Linked DNA regions of Mus musculus: region 1 is linked to region 2. The links are chromatin loops, found by intact Hi-C in ENCODE. Cell type or tissue: gastrocnemius. All regions are shown on one strand. Each heading gives the region's core, and the rest is flanking DNA. Links, peaks and the distances in the headings are about the cores only.

What was found. Peaks named below come from ENCODE experiments on the same cell type or tissue, not always from the same donor. Only the 100,000 strongest peaks of a DNase experiment are listed, where the experiment ranks them.
Region 1: it touches region 2 in a loop (2.2-fold over the local background); 3 of 42 quality-filtered maps call a loop at or near these places.

Annotation. Positions count from the first base shown.
Region 1 is chr4:33,707,478-33,715,763 of GRCm38, reverse strand. No RefSeq gene overlaps it. Among named protein-coding and RNA genes, the nearest start is that of Gm33059, 69 kb to the left of the region's middle. In gastrocnemius, for the core only: no CTCF peak of the experiment used is centred there; a DNase peak (open chromatin) is centred at 4,830.
Region 2 is chr4:34,221,744-34,230,029 of GRCm38, reverse strand. No RefSeq gene overlaps it. Among named protein-coding and RNA genes, the nearest start is that of Gm33286, 82 kb to the left of the region's middle. In gastrocnemius, for the core only: no CTCF peak of the experiment used is centred there; DNase peaks (open chromatin) are centred at 2,226, 3,212 and 3,778.

The DNA.
Region 1 (8,286 bases), core at 2,085-7,084, 510 kb after region 2:
CGTGTCTCCCTAGAAGATGAACCTTCACAGCCATCCCCATCATTGTGCACTGGGCTACACGCCCATGTATTTCAGGAGGTGGCAGGGTTCAGGGCTTTGACACTGGAACATGTTCGTTTTCTCCAAAAGTCATTTGGCTACATCAAGAACTCACTGCAGACCCAAGGCTGTGGGTTCCAGTGTTTGTTTGCTAAAGGGTAGGGTAGCTCTCCATAGCTTTTCTTTTCTAGTCTTGGGATTGTAGAAAGTGGTTTGTGGTTGTTCAACTAAAATGTGTAAGTATGTTACAAAGTAACTATTACCAAGTCTATTTTTTACTGTGTCTTCACATATTCTCATGGCATTGAAATATCCTGAAAAGTGTGACATTCACATACGGTCAGGCTGTATCTCCAAGTGGCTTTGTCCCCCACAACTTGTATGTGAACAGAACTGGGTGTGTGCAAGCAACTTGACTCTTGTCCTGTACTGTCCCTACAAGGCTGCTCTGTGGGAGACTCTGCCTTTACCCACGATGAAAACAGTGGCTAGTCTGATGTTATTCTAATTCTCTTTATAGATAGCTTTGTTAAAATTGAATTTATGCCATCCCTTGTAAAGGTGCAATTCTGACACTGTTTATTTACTGAGTGGCGCAATCATCAGGTCAGTCCAGTGTTAAAGTTTTTTTTTTATGTTTGTGTGTGTGTGTGTGTGTGTGTGTGTGTGTGTGTGTGTATGTGTGTGTGTGCATGTGTGTATATGCATGTATGTATATGTATATGTGTGTAAGTGTGTATATGTATGTATATGTATGTATACGTGTATGTGGATGTATGTGTGTTCATGTGTGTGTATGTGCATGTGTGTGTATGTGTCCGTGTGTGCACATGCATGTGTGTATGTATGTGTGTGTGCACGTGTGTTTGTTCATGTATGTGTGCATGTGTGTGCATGCATGTGTGTGTGTTCATGTGTGTATGCATGTATGTGTGTGTATGTGTGTGTGTGAACACACCTGTGAGCTACAGTGCACATATGGAGGCATTTTGAACTTGATGACAAGCACCTTTACCCACTGAGCCATTTTTCTAGCCCATGACAATCCATTTTTATAAGACTTCCATGACTTCCCCAACATTCCTCCATCCTACTTAGAGAGACTCCTGCTGTAGGAACTCCTGGCTCGTTCTGATCTGTCACATGCCTTGACAGGCATGTTATGTAAGTAGAACCCAGCAGAAGTCTTTCACGTCTGATGCTTTCATTTACTACAAAGTTTTAATAAAGCTAATTTTTGGTGTTTTTTCTTTTTTCCATTAATTTATTTACTCACTTTACATCCCCATCGCAGCCCCTCCTCTTTCCAGTCTCTCCCTCACACTGCCCCTCCCCCCCACAACCCCTCACCTTCACCTCTGAGAAGGGACACACACACACACACACACACACACACACACACCAGATACCAACCTATCCTGGCACCTCAAATCACTCCAGGAGACTAGGCACATCCTCTCTTACTGAGGCCAGACAAGGCAGCCCAGTTAGGGGAACAGGATCCACAGGCAGACAACAGAGTCAGATTAAGTCCAGGTTCCAGATGTTGAAGGACTCACATGAAGACAGAGTTGCACATCTGCTACATTATATGTTTGTGTGGGGGTGGAGGGGGTCCAGCCTCTGTATGCTCTTTGGTTGGTGGTTCAGCCTCTGGAACCCCCCCAAGGGTGCAGGTTAGTTGACTCTGTTGGTCTTTTTCAGTAAACTAAAAAATTCATTGGGATTGCTCTCATCAAGAGAACAGAAAAAATTAATCCCCACAGGAGCAGAGACTGAAGGAAAGGCCATCCAGAGACTGCCCCACTTGGGGATCCATCCCATATACAGTCACCAAACCCAGACACTATTGTGGATGCCAAGAAGTGCTTGCTGACTGGAGCCTGATATAGCTGTTTCCTGAGAGGCCAGAGCCTGACAAATACAAAGGCAGATGCTTGCAGCCAACCATTGAACTGAGCACAGAGTCCCCAGTGGAGGAGTTAGTTAGAGAAAGGACTGAAGGAGCTGAAAGGGTTTGCAACCCAATAGGAAGAACAATATCAACCAACCAGGCCCCCCCACCCCGCTCCCAGGGACTAAACCACCAACCAAAGAGTACATATGGAGGGACCCATGGCTCCAGCTGCATATGTAGCAGAGGATGGCTTTGTTGGGCATCAATGGGAGGAAAGGACCTTGGTCCCATGAAGGCACCAGGGCAGTGAGGCAAGAGTGGGTGGGTGGGGGCATGCCCTTATAGAAGCAGGGGAGAGGGAGGGGATAGGGTATTTCAGGGGCATAGAACTGGGAAAGGGGATAAAATTTGGAATGTAAATTAAGAAAATATCCAATCCCCACAGAATATGCTTGAATTGAGGACACAATATAAAGTTATTTGCTCATAAAAGTGGTTCATTCTCATTGTAGCATGTATCTATATTTTGTTCCTTTTGTTACAAAATAGTATCTAATTCTGTGGCTATAGCATAGTTTCCTGTACATTTGCCAATCAGTAAAAGTTTAGGTTCCTTTCAGTTTCGGCTGTTATAATGAAGCTATGAATATTCATTTATAAGTTTTTATTTAGACAACTATTTTGGTTGTCAATTGACCACAAATATATGACTTAGTTTTTAGAGTATCAGTTTTCTTTAACTACTCTCAATTTTTCAACTTAATATTTGTGGAATACAGTGGATCACAAGGAACTGCATGCTCAGCAGGCCCCACAGGTGATGTGTCTCCACTGAGCAACCAGAGAAGCAGAACCAGTAGGGTGCACACTAAAATGCTTAGCAGGAGAACTTGGCTCATGCAATTGCAGAGGCTGTAAGCAGAGCAAGAACTGAGAGGCTGCAATTCTGGAAGGTCCTGAGAATAAGCCACTGCTGCTGTCCCAAAGAAGATTTCTTCTGTTTATAACCAAGGTCCTGGGCCTAGCTATATGGTCTTCCAGTAGATTCAACCAAGTCTTCCAACTCTATCCTCAACAGTCTCTCTATCTTCTTAAATCTGCCCCAGAAATGTTTGACCTTCCCATATGAGAAGGTTTTCAGTCTCTCTCGGTTCATCTTCACTTCTCTTTCTTGTGGCCATTTTTGTCTTCTGGGTTCTTCAATAACTTCCATAACATCTGCCTTCTCTAGTTGGTTGGCGTACAGGTCTTAAAATATCAAGCTAGGATCATCTGATTCCTAAGTGCAGCAATCTTCGCTGTCAATCAATCACGCACGTCATTGGTTCTGCTCATCTTTGGAAGGCTTGGCTCGTGGTTTCGTTGGTGTCTCTTGTTCTTCGTGATTTGCTCTGCAAGTTTGGTACCAAGCTGTTCTCTTCTGAGTTTGATGCTGGGAGCACAGGCTCTTGCCTCTGTGGACTCTCTCATTTCCTGCCAGTGATGCTGAAAGTTTTTCCCCTAAACTTTTGCATTCAGGCCTTGGTCTCTCCTAATCAATCCAGCATATCTTTTTCTTTGTACTCTTCTCTGACACATGTTTTTTTCAGAATTGTGCTCAGTTTTAAATAGCCTGATTTTGCCAAACATCTTCTATTGTGACTCTTTAATTCTCTAATTTAATTCTAGCTCAGCACACCATCTAAATCAGAGAATGTGATGTGTGCAGTTGGAAAGCCTGAGCATTCTGCAGTCTTTGGATGGAGGCTTCTCTGCCAGGCCAGGGTGGCTCAGGATGCTTTGAAGTCTTGTATAGTCCTGTCAATTTGTCTGACTCTTCTGTTGTTTAACATGAGCCAACCATTGAAATCACCAAGTGACACTGTTCAATTGCCTATTTCTTCCTGTTTCAAGTACTTTGAGGTCCACACACAAAATACATATACATATTGTTTACTATATCTTCTTGAACTTGGGATGATGAGGTGACCCTTCATTCTTTAGTAACCTTTCTGGTGTGATATTGTAGCCAATAAGCTCTCAGCATCTTTTCTCACAGCTTGTTTTCAATCCTTCATTCACTTAGAACTATTTGCATCTTGGAGCACAGTGAACCCACATATAGCACATAGTTGTCCTTCTTTTCTTCAACTTGACAAGCTCTGCCTTCTAAGAAGGCTGCTCAGTTTGTTCAGGTGGCTTTAACTACTGATACCATCATATTAAGCAGACAATTTTGCTATTTAGTTTCTATTTTTCTTAATTATTGTTGTCCCTTGCCTCCTTCTTTCTATCTCTTTTGTGATCGATGAGCGTTTAAAAGCCTGTCCAAGATGATCGTCTTCTTGAACTACAGCTAGACAAAGGGAGTTAAATGCGAATTTCAAAAGGTTTATTTTATAAACGAAAAAAACTGGTAAATTATACTTCAACAAAACAATCTTTTGCTTTGTGAAATTATTGTTAGGAAAATGATAAACATGAACTAAAGGCTCTTCCCAGTCTATATTCTCTCCCAAACAGTTTTAAGCAACACATTTAAAAAATTAAGTTGTGTCTGGAATGTGTAAAGATTGTGCAAATAAATATATACATCAGAGTTTGTAGTAGCTTTAGTTTTAATGGCTGCAAACTGTAAATGACCTACGACACATGGGTAATGAAACAAACTCTGTAACAGCACAGTCAGGTTTCTATGCCAAGACTAAGCAGCTTGGGGAGGAAAGGGTTTGTTTCAGCTTGCAGCTGCACTCCTGTCATCCAGGGAGGTCAGGGCAGGAACTCGAGACCAGAAACTGGAGGCAGGAACTGAAGCAGAAGCCATGGAGGAATGCTGCTCACCGGCTCGCTCCTCATGGCTTGCTCAGCCTGCTTTTTTATAGCACCTAGGACCATATGCCCAGGTCTGGCACAGTGCAGTGAGCTGGGCCCTCCTACAACAATCATCAATCAAGACAACACCCCGCAGGGTTGCCTGTGGCCAGTCTAATGAAGTGCTTTCTCACTCGAGGTTCCCTCTTCCTAGATGACCCTAGCTTGTGTCAAATTGAGAAAAGCAAACAAACAAGAAGAAGAAGAAGAAGAAGAAGAAGAAGAAGAAGAAGAAGAAGAAGAAGAAGAAGAAGAAAAGGTAAGGGGAGGGGAGGGGAGGGGAGGGGAGGAGAGGGGAGGAGGGAGGGGAAGGGAGGGGAGGGGAGGAGAGGAGAGGGGAGGGGGAAGAGAGGGAAGGGGGAGGGGAGGAGAGGGGGAGGGAAGGGAGGGAAAGGGAGGGGGAAGGGAGGGGAGGGGAAGGGAGGGGAGGGGAAGGGAGGGGAGGGGAAGGGAGGGGAGGGGAGGGGAGGGGAGGGGAGGGGAGGGGAGGGGAGGGGAGGGGAGGGGAGGGGAAGGGAGGGGAGAAAAGAGAAAAATCAAGGACCAGACAGCACAGTTACCAAGGAACCATCACAATACCAACGAAGCTATGGGTTTACCCTACAACTTGGGTGGATCATGAGTTCATTCAACTTTGTGGAGAAAAAAAAAGCAATTTCAAACAGTAACATATAATATGTTTCTGCTGCTCAGGGGCCTGGTCTTCAAATGTGACAGGCAGCATCCACTCTGGCCCTGCTCCATCTGAGAGCACGGCTGGAGAGACAAACCGCTTTGTGTTCTCCCTTTCTTCTCCCTTATTGTATCAACTTCTGACTTTAACTGATGCACGGAGAAATAAAGCTTAGCCACTCAGAAGAAGACAAACCCGGGAAGAAATGTCACCTTCAGATGAAAATTGAACTACAGATGAATATATAGTTTTAGTATATGCTATGACTGTGTTTCAGTTTTCGCCTATTGTTTTGAATTGATTAAATACCACAGGAAGGTCTTTTTAAAAACTGTATATAGAGCCTCTTGCTCAGGCAGGCAGATTCCCTCCAGAGTAACACGTTACATAATTCTAGTATAATATTATAAAAGACCATCAAGTTGATAGTGTGGTGATATTATTAACCAGACTATTAATTTTATTTGGCCTTCACCGGTCCTTATACATACGTGCATATGTGTGTGTGTGTGTGTGTGTGTGTGTGTGTGTGTGTACAGGTATGTAGTTCTACTCCATTTGATTCTTGATGACGACATGCAAGCAGGAGCATATTACATAGGATTGTTAGAAAGTGCCTTTTTCTCTTCCTCTGTCCCCGCTGTGCACACCACAATGAGTATGAATCCTGCCGCCTGACAAGTCACTCCTTGGGCAGAATCTCTTTTGGCAATCTGAGGCCACCATCCTCTGTGGTATCTGTGTTGGGTAGTGGTACTTCTAGAGCTCTGATCTGCTCCTAAAGTAAAGCAGCCTACTCTGTGACACAGGCCACCCAACCTCACTCATAGAGAAGTGTGACGTCATGTCACCTCCTCCAGCCCCATTTAGAAAGGCCTATCCATGATCACAGAATACTCACAACACAGAACAAGCTTCCACTGATCACCACTGCGTTTGCTTTGAAAAATCAAAGCCTCCCCAAGTGTCTGTCTCACCTCTCATACCTGACAGAGACACAAGGCAGTACCCTGGATTCATCCTCAGTGGTCCAGTCTATTCAGATGGCAAAACGCACCACAGATCCTGAAATGCTTCCCTGGGCTACCACATCACCACCGTTTAGCAACCAATTAAGTGCATGCGCACCACGATCTCAAGTAGACAAGCTTCCCGTTAAAAGCGAGTCCTTTTAGAGCCCGAAGACTTCCACGGATGTCTGCAGCTTGAGCAACTCCCTGGAAAATGACACATTAACAAGCGAAGGGGGAAGAAGATGCTTCAGCCACGATGCAGCAGGAGACTAACGGGCAGGATCCTAAATTGAATATGTCACATTTGGGCAGCAGCAAGCCACTTGTGATTAGCGTGAAGCAGGACAGTAACAGGCTAAAGGGCCCCCATGAAGCTAAAGTAAGTGGCGGACAAATGAAGCCAAGAAGAAAATGAAGACGACTCAATCAGCAGAGCCCTCCTACATGGTCAGTGCTCACGGCTCTGCGACACACACTTGGGCTCAGGATCACTCTGCCCTCAGCTTTTGCCCCACACACTTTCTATCCCCTAAGCTTACCTTCTGCAGCCCCCACCATGCCCTATACTGGGACCCATCTTCTCGTGCATCTGGTTTGTAGCATCCCTCCTTGTGGCTTTGAACTCCATCTGCCCTCTCCAATTCCTCCTACCTGAAACACCAAATGGAACTGCCCAATATGTTGATGGCACCTCACCACTCACAGTCCAAGAAGGTTCCGTGTCTACATTGCCTGCCTGCCTCTTAAGAACTCTCTGAAGGGGCTGGAGAGAAGGCTCAGTGGTTTAAAGGACTTGCTATGCTTGCAAACGACCTGAGACTGGTTACCCCCACCATATAGATAGTGGATCACAACCATCTGGAATTCCAATATCAGGGTATCTAGTAACTTTTTCAGGCCTCTTTGGACACTGCACACACGTGGTGCATATTCATACATTCAAAAGTTGGCTTTGGGATCAAACACAGAATCCATTCTTTCTATAAGGATTTCCTTGATAGACTCTGGTGAACACATGAAAATCAGACGCAGTTTAATGCTTTCTAGTATTTCCAAACCAAACCATGAAAAAGGAAAGATATCTTCCCTGAAGAGGACTTCAGGGTCTCCAAGTATCCCTCCTCCTGGCAAGATGTAGCCTATTCTGACAGGACGGAAGAACACAGTTATGGTACCCAGCCGCATGGGTTATCCCTTGCCTGGGCTAAGCGCATATCTGCCAGGGTGTCAACTCCTGCAGATCCGCAACAATAGCCCAAGCATCCTCAAAAAGTTGGCTCTGATACCCTCCCTCTACAGCTTGAGGAGCTCTGAGGATACAACCATACCCAATGACAAATGCCCAATGTTAGCATTCATGTATGCAGAGAGCAAAATGGATGGTTGAATGGGGTCACCCAAGCAGATGTGTTTAAGCTCTAACCCCTCATATCTGTGAATGTAGCTTTATTTGAAATAGACTCTTTGCAGAGTAATTAAGTGAAGAATAGCCAGGATGTATGGTGGGCCCCAGGCAAGAGAATGGTACCCTAAAGGAAAGGGGACTTTGTGGCATTAAAAGGCCATGCCAAGGCAAGAGAACAAACTGAAGGATGTAGCCACAAGCTAAGAGTACCAGGGTGACCAGAGATGAGACCCCTTCCTCAGAGCCTCAGAGGGAGCCAACACTGCTGGCACCTTGAGGTTGGGCTTCTGGTCCTAAAACTATGTGAGGAAAAAAAAAAGCCTATTGGTTTAAGTTGTCAAGTGTGGAACCATAGGAAACTAGTCACTGTTACAGAACAAGGCTTTGGAAACAATACTAAATCTGAAAT
Region 2 (8,286 bases), core at 1,356-6,355:
GAAGGATAATACAAATTATTAAATCTTTGTTTTCCGCTATTAAACCATATGTCTCTACAAGGAGCAGAACATTGTATATGCACAATAAAATGCTGGCATTTATAACATACAACAACTCTGCATGTGAGTCAAGGTACTTCAGGGATGTGTGTTGGCATGGTGTGATACAATGTGCAGTACCAAGTGTGCAGGTTAGGGGTTCACAATCAAGGTGATAACGAAGCCAAGAAATAAACACAGCATGGGCAAATGCTGCGTGAAATATGCCGGATTCATTTTGAGCTTAATTCTGAATTAATTTTTGGCTGATCAAGTTCAGGAATCCTTTACTGTCCACAGTTCTTCCCTAACCCTGTATTCAAGTAATTATGGCCCACAAGATAAGAATCTAAAGTTTCCATAGCAAGCTATACAGAGAACAACAATCTCCATCTAGCCAGACTAGCTCAGATGTGGGTTTCTGATGGAAGAAGGACAGTTAAGAGTGATGTATAGCCGGGCGTGGTGGCGCACGCCTTTAATCCCAGCACTCTGGAGGCGGAGGCAGAGGCAGGCAGATTTCTGAGATCGAGGCCAGCCTGGTCTACAAAGTGAGTTCCAGGACAGCCAGAGCTATACAGAGAAACCCTACCTCTAAAAACCAAAACCAAAACAAAAACAAAAACAAAAAACAAAAAAAACAATAACAACAACAACAACAAAACAGTGATGTTAAGCCAGGCAGTGGTGGCGAATGCCTTTAAACCCAGAACTTGGGAGGCAGAGGCAGGCAGATTTCTGAATTCGAGACCAGCCTGATCTACAGAGTGAGTTCCAGGACAGCCAGGGCTATACAGAGAAACCCTATCTCAAAAAACAAAAACAAAAAACAAAAACCAAAAACCAAGCAAAAAAAAAAAAAAAAAAGTGATGTTAAAATCTACCACTGTAGCCTACAATGAGTAGAATCTGCACTGGTTACATGAGAGGAAAGGAAGGAATGAGAATTGAATTACCAAGTTCAAATCAGTGAAAGCTTGGCATCATGGAAGGAGCTGTTACCTAGAAGACAAGAGAAAAAAACACACAGACACACATACACACACATACCCACACACAAGCATGCATGCATGCATGCATGTATGCACATGTGCGCAGAAAAGATCATTTTGATGCTAAAGGATATGAAATCTACTTGGAATAAATACTGAGAAACACTCAATATGAGCTTATACAACACCAATTTAAGATAATTAAATTTATTCCAAGATAATTAGTTTTATTTTGTTTTTATTTCTACAATCAATTTCTAAGATTTTCATTTCCTTATAAAATATTTTGGATATTAATGAAATATTACATATCTATGTCTTCTATAGCTGTTTTCTTACCAGATAATTTATCGAAAATTTAAATCTTGCTAATTTTCTTCAGATTATTTATGTAAGAGAAAAATTACAAGTCCTAGTGACGCCCTACCTGTGTAATAATATTTACTGTGGTAATAGCCTATAATCCCCAGGGAGCACAGGACAAAGTCAGAGAGGTTCTTGAGTTGGGCAGGATGCAAAGAAGATACTGAGACCCGAACAGTTGGATGCTACTCAGTGGCAGACCTCATTTCTAAGTTGGCAAAGGCAGTGATGTCCCAGATGAAGTCTTTGAATGTACCAAATCCTTACTCCTCACCACAGAGTGTTCCAGAACAATGGTTACTGATGCATCCAGCTGTAGCTAATGTTCTTCAACGGAGATGGACCACTTTCTTCTTATATTTGCAATCCTGTCTGGTGGAAAATATTTTAGACTATTTATATTGTAGAGTGGGTTTAACTCAGACAGTGTCTGAAAGGGCTGCAGGGTAACTTTTTGTAAATGTTCAAATGCTGAGAGAGAATTTTAATAAAGATTCAAGGTAGAGTAATTGATGTCTGAATCCTAAAACTCACCACCCTTTCTGAGAAAATTGTATCTACAAAGATCAGTAGCCATGCGGGGAATACTAGCCAGTTTTATTAATATCAGAGCAAGTTCCCAATTGTAACATTATCACCCTTTCTTCCTCTTTCAAGGTGCCTTTGCTTATTGAATTGGAACATTGTATTAGGTTTAAGGACACAGGGGAGCAAAAATACTTCTTGCTAATGGCGGAGGTCCTGATTGTCTTGGTCCATACCTGAGTTTGGAAGAAGAAGAAGAGGAAGTGGGAAGGAGTACCAGAACAGCCCCTGGCAGCCAGCCAGCCGATCCTCAGCTGCACACGGTTAAGACATGGCGTTTACAGCAGTCCATTACTTTCCAGTGGGGTCACCTTACTCAGGCAATAGGCAGCCGATTAGCAACTCTGCCTCCTGGGCAAATGAACAAGTCAGAGATGGGCAAAATAGGGGTTTCATGTGAAAGCCAGAGAGGAAGCAGGATTTGAGAAGATGCCATCCTTGCCATGTGAGCCACACTTTTATGTAATGCAGAGCACTGTCCGTCTGGACATAAACTGATAATGGCTTTATTCCAATGTAGCTGCAAATGGAAATGGGACTTTGGATGGAGAATTAGTAACACTTATCCCTGAGTTTCTTTGTTGATAGTTAAGATTCTTAAGTTGGATTCAATTTCAGATAAGGACTCAGTATGAGAATAGGTTAAGAAGTCATAATACTCCTTTTCTATTTCAATTCGGGGACATTTCCTTCCCAAGTGTGGCTCAGAGAAGTGGATATGAGGAATATAGAACTCTAATGTGTAGTATCTAGGGGGGAAGCGCTATTCTTTCTTAGCATTACCCACATTCACAGTAATTGCAACAAAATGTTTTAGGAGGGCAAATGAGGTCTATGCCAGACAAAGCAGAATCAGCCAAAGCATCAAGTATTTGTCTTGCTCACGATGGTGGCATGCCATTGTCAGAGGAGAGTTTGAATCAGCAGCAGTTTGGCAAGAACGGACAAAACAAGGGAAAGGACTCCGGAGCAAGGTTTTTGAAAATAGCTGCCTCCAACTGGATGAAATTTCTCTTCTTTAGGTTGTGGTCCAGATGCCATGTGGTAGGTTTGGGAACAGTGCCACTGCCACAATTATCGACAGCACCCTCAGTATCCTGAACATTACAGTAATGGGCGAGTGACTCTACTTGGGTTGACAGTAATGAAGAAATGGAAGAAAAATATTAGTGCAGAAGCACTGGCAGCCTGCAAGGAACTCCAAGCTGGGCCCTCATGGTGGCTGAGTTCTCATCTCTGGGTTGTCCAGATGGGGATACAAGCTGTTTGTGTGATTATCTCCATCCCTAGGCTCCTGCAAAGAAAAGGGGCTTTGGTCATCTCCTACCTAGGAAGGGAACACTGACTTCCTCTAAGGACAGGCATACTCATTCCATGACTCATCTCCACAGTCGGGCCACATGCATAGCCAGCAAGCATTCCTGACCTCCTCGTATGTATTGCCTGCTATCTGATTCTTGTTGAACTGTCTCATTTGTCTCTGTCTCTGTCTGACTCTGTCTGACTCTGTCTGTCTTTATCTTACACACACACACACACACACACACACACACACACACACACACACACACACGCTCACACATAAACATGCCTTTCTCAACACAATGACCCCAACAGTCACTGTAAATGTCCCCATCACCTCACCATCTGCCTGTCTATTGGGCTTTGGGTTTTTCTTCTAGATTAATTCCCTTAGAGCAGAGAGTTTTTGTGGACTTGTTAAAAATGCAGAAATGTGGTTTCCTGAACTACTCAGCCAGAATATCTGGCAGCTGGCCCTGGGAATTGGCATCTATGTTAGCAAAGGCTTCTGGATGATCCAGATGCACAGAAACACGGAGAAAGCAGGCCTTGGGGAGCATCTGTGCTCCCCCACAGAGAGCCACACTCTGTGGCAGGCTGCACCACACTGACAGACAGCAGAAGACGCAGTGTGTTCTGAAGCTGAAAGGCTATTCCCCAAACATGAGCCGGCTGTGAACTGTCCCCAGTCTGCAGGTTGCCTAAATCCTGAGAGGAACATTTCTTGCATCTTGGACTAGTTCTCAGTGTTGTTTCTCTCTCCATCACGTTCCTTGTTACTCACTGACTTAACAACTGCAGCATGGCTGGTAAAGGATTCCCACATACAATGTATTCATCCTTATTACAAATCTATGCAATGAACATCATTAATACTCCCATGTGAAGGAATGAGTGTGCCTTGCTCAGTGTACCAGTTAGCAGGTTGTGAAGATAGTATTTGAACTCAGATTAGCCAAACTCCAAATTCTTTACTATGATCTTTCCTAAAACAGCTGAACCATAAACGCAGAGCAAGGAGAGCCATAGAATCTTATTGAAATGTCTTAACCTCTTTCACTACTGAGATTTCCTTTTGGTTCTACCGACTGCCAACCACTAATAATAGGAAATAAAGTGATAAGATGAAAACTGGTATGCAATGTAGAATTTGCGGTGGCTTACTGAAATATTGAAAATAATACCCAAGCTTCTAATCTAGCCTTTTATTTAAGATCCCAGACCCTTGGTAACCTTATCACCTTCATTTTAAAAACAAGGAAGCAGAAATACAGGGAGGGCTGGCTCACTAGCTGTAGAGTCAGGAACAAACTTCAGCTTTCTGCCTTTCTGTCTGAAGGAGTGTTATCCAACATCATTTGAAATCTGCCAAGCAATCACTCAAGCTGTCTGTGAGTATTCTATAACAGGTAGGCAAGTTGTATAGTGGGTACAGAAACAGAAAAGACACAATGCAATCTGGACTCAAAATATTAAGTATATTTGTAAAAACAAGGATTAGATGTAGAACCGAATGCTTTGAAAGCCGTGTTTCTCATGGTTGGCTGCAAATCAAAGCCACCCAGGGAACTTCTAAAGCCCCAGAAGCTTCCAGAATTAAGTACCTTTAAAAGTAAGGCACAAGCATGTCCATTAAAACAAATCAAATCAAAACAAAACAAAACAAAACAAAACAAAACAAAACAAAACAAAAGCCAACCAACCAACCAACCAACCAACCAACCAAACAAACAAACAAACAAACAAACAAACCTCATCCAGCCAGTGGTAAGAAGCACAGTAACAAAGTAGCACACTTCACAGTAGGGGCATGAGATACTCTAGGAGTAATGGAAAAAGAGAGGCAGGCTAACACTGCCCGTGACCATGGCCACTGGACTCAGACAAAATGACGGCTAAGTTGAGGGGGTGGAGAAACCACATGAGGAAGTCCAAGAAAAAGGCAGGAGCTTCCAAAGAGAGAGGTGCCAGTGAGGCGCCTGAGAGCTGACATCTGCAGGAAGGTCTAAGAGGTGGAGACAGGAAGAGCGCTGTTGGCATGGGTTTCTCCTGGGAAGCATGCATTGATTTGTAGGTTGGGTGATCTGGGAAACCACAAATAGACACCAATCAGAATAAACACACTTAGTTCTTGAAGAAACACATCGGTATCTCAAGTCTTAAGAAACCAAACCAAACCAAACCAAACCAAACCAAACCAAACCAAACCAAACCAAACCAAACCAAACCAAACCATTTAGTTACTGTGCTTTTTATTATTATTATTATTATTATTATTATTATTATTATTATTATTATTTCAAAGGGACCCTTGTAAATTTGGCCAGTCACTGTTTAGTTTCTTATTTCTAATATGTTTTAAAACTTTCCATTTATGTGTTCAACCACAAATTCCAAGGACTGTAAATCAGAAAGTAGTTACTTACTCCCATAACATTTGTCTTACTCTTGCACATCTCGTCTGGGCCAATCATTATGGTAGTTTGCAGGGTTTACAGATTATTGAATAGTTTCCTTCCATGATATTGCAATAGAACCTTTAGATACTATGAAATCTAGCTAGTAGGGATGAAGCTCCCAGGTCAATATCACCCTAATTTCTCTGTCTTCTATGGTCCAAGTATATGGTATCTTTAGCAATGGAGCAATAGAGTCCTGGAGGGTAACCAAGAAGAATGGCAACAGCTTGTGATGTTTAGACAGGGTATATGGGATCTCAGGGGCCATCAAAATAGGTAACAAGGCACTAGACATTTCACCTAATATTCTGGGATATCTTGGAGAGGTATTAATCTCCCTTATTTCCTTTACAGAATAACCCAATTTAAGCCCTGCCCCCCTTGTTGCATTTTTATTGGATATTTTCCTTATTTACATTTCAAATGTTATCCTCTTTCCAGGTCTCACCTCCAGAAAAGCCCTATCCTATCTCCTCCCCCTGCCTCTATGAGGGTGAACTCCTGCCTTCCCGCCCTGGCATTCCCCAACACTGGGGCATCAAACCTCCTCAGGCCCAAGGGTTGATCCTCCCACTGATGTCCAACAAGGCCGTCCTCTGCCACCTGTGCAGCCAGAGCCATGGGTCCCTCCATGTGTACTTTTTGGTTGGTGCTCCAGTGCCTTGGAGCTCCAGGGTTTCTGGATGAGCTTAGATTCCTTTTATATATGAATATAGATATATTTAGGAAACTTCTACAGTCATAGATCTCTATGTGGTATTTTCAAAAGTCTTTAGCATCAGTTACCTCTCTGCCTCCTCCTTCCACTCCCTACCCCCACCCCGTGTAACCCTCCATGGTCCATCCTTCTTCTTCTTCTTCTCTTCTTATTACTTGGTTTCCATCCCCCTTTCCTTGAAATCTCCCTGATGGTCCTTACGAGTGTCCTGGCATTGACGTGTCACTCAGTGCAAACACACACATCCGAAGCTTTAAATATAGCTTTCACACAGGAGAGGGAAATTTGCATGTGGCATTTGCTTTTCTTGATCTGATCTGACCTCACTCAGAGTGATTAATTCTAGATCTACCCATAACCTGGGAATTTCATAATTTCACTTTTCTTTATCCATTGTGTATATAGAGCATATTTTTGTTATCCATTCATGAACTGATTGAAGTCTAGGTTGACAAGTTCATATATGGATATAATGCACTACAGTTACTCTCCCTACTCCCTCCTGTTTTGTTTCCACTCCATTAGCTACTCTTTTTCTCATATTCATGGCTTGTGGCTTTATTTTTGCCATGGGCCATCAGTGTGACCAAGGGTTTGGAGCTCTCCATTAGAAGCTTATCAGTGGGACACAACTGGATACAATACCCCCTCCCCGAGAATGGTTAAGTAGAAAGTGGTAAGGTAAGGCCCCTGTGAATCTCTTCTTATTCACAGCCGACTGTTGGGCATGACTGGCTTGTGTGGGCACAGCTGCTTTGCGTTCATGATGGCCATGGTTGTGTTGTGCTTAGAGGATGGCATTTCGCACCCCTTCCACCTATCCTCTGTTTTTGAGTATCTTACTCCCCTCATTCTGCAATGTTCCCTAAGCCCTAAGTGGGTAGTATAAATGTCTTGCTCAGGACAGAGCCCTATTCTCAGTGTCTCATCCAGCCACAAGTCTCTGCATTTACTTCTGTTCACTGCAAAGAGAGGCTTCTCTGATTAAAGCTGAGTTTTGTCTGTGGGTATAAACAGATATTTTGAAGGCAGTTTTATTATGTCAATTTATCTAAGCATCAATAGTAGGTTTCCCACTAGGGCCTGTGACTTCCTCAATTATAAGTTTTTGGCTGGGTTTAGAGTACTAGACATGAATTCCCTCTTGTGGAGTGGACCTCAAATACAATCACAGAGTGATCTGTTACCCCATAATAGTTGTACTACTTCTGTACCAATGGGCCCATCTTCTCCGGCAATTTGGTATTGTAGTCAATAGAGACCACATCTGGGTAGGACTGTTGATGCCTTTGCTACTCCAGCAGCATAAACGGTGCCATCCAGCATGATGAGAGCAGCTTCTGGGTGAGTTCCAGCTTGATTTCTCTGTGGCTTGCAGTCAAGCTATGTTGTGCCTTCCATAAGAAATGTATAGGCAGATACCCCATAAGTCTAGACAAGGCTGGTCCTAGAGGTAATGAGTCACTAAACAAACACCCCAGTGACAGCTGTGGGATGCCTCCACAAGAGTTGTTGATGAGAGAGGCCCTAGAACCACACCACTCCCAAACTCAGGCTTCTTCTTTCTTTCCCAGAACTAGGAGATAAAGTTGCTATAGTTAGTCTCTATAAATTCTAAACTCTTTAAGGTCTGGTCTGCAGGATTTTTGTGTGTGCCCTCCAAAACTTTCCCTCCATCTCCCTCTCTTTTCGTCTCACTCTTCCTTTACATTCTAATATCAGCCCTCCTCTTCTCCCAGTACTGCTCCACACAAGTCCTTCCCCCCAGCCCACCTTACCCTTTTCTTTTGAGAAGGGAAAGCCCCATTCAATGTCACCTGCTACACTA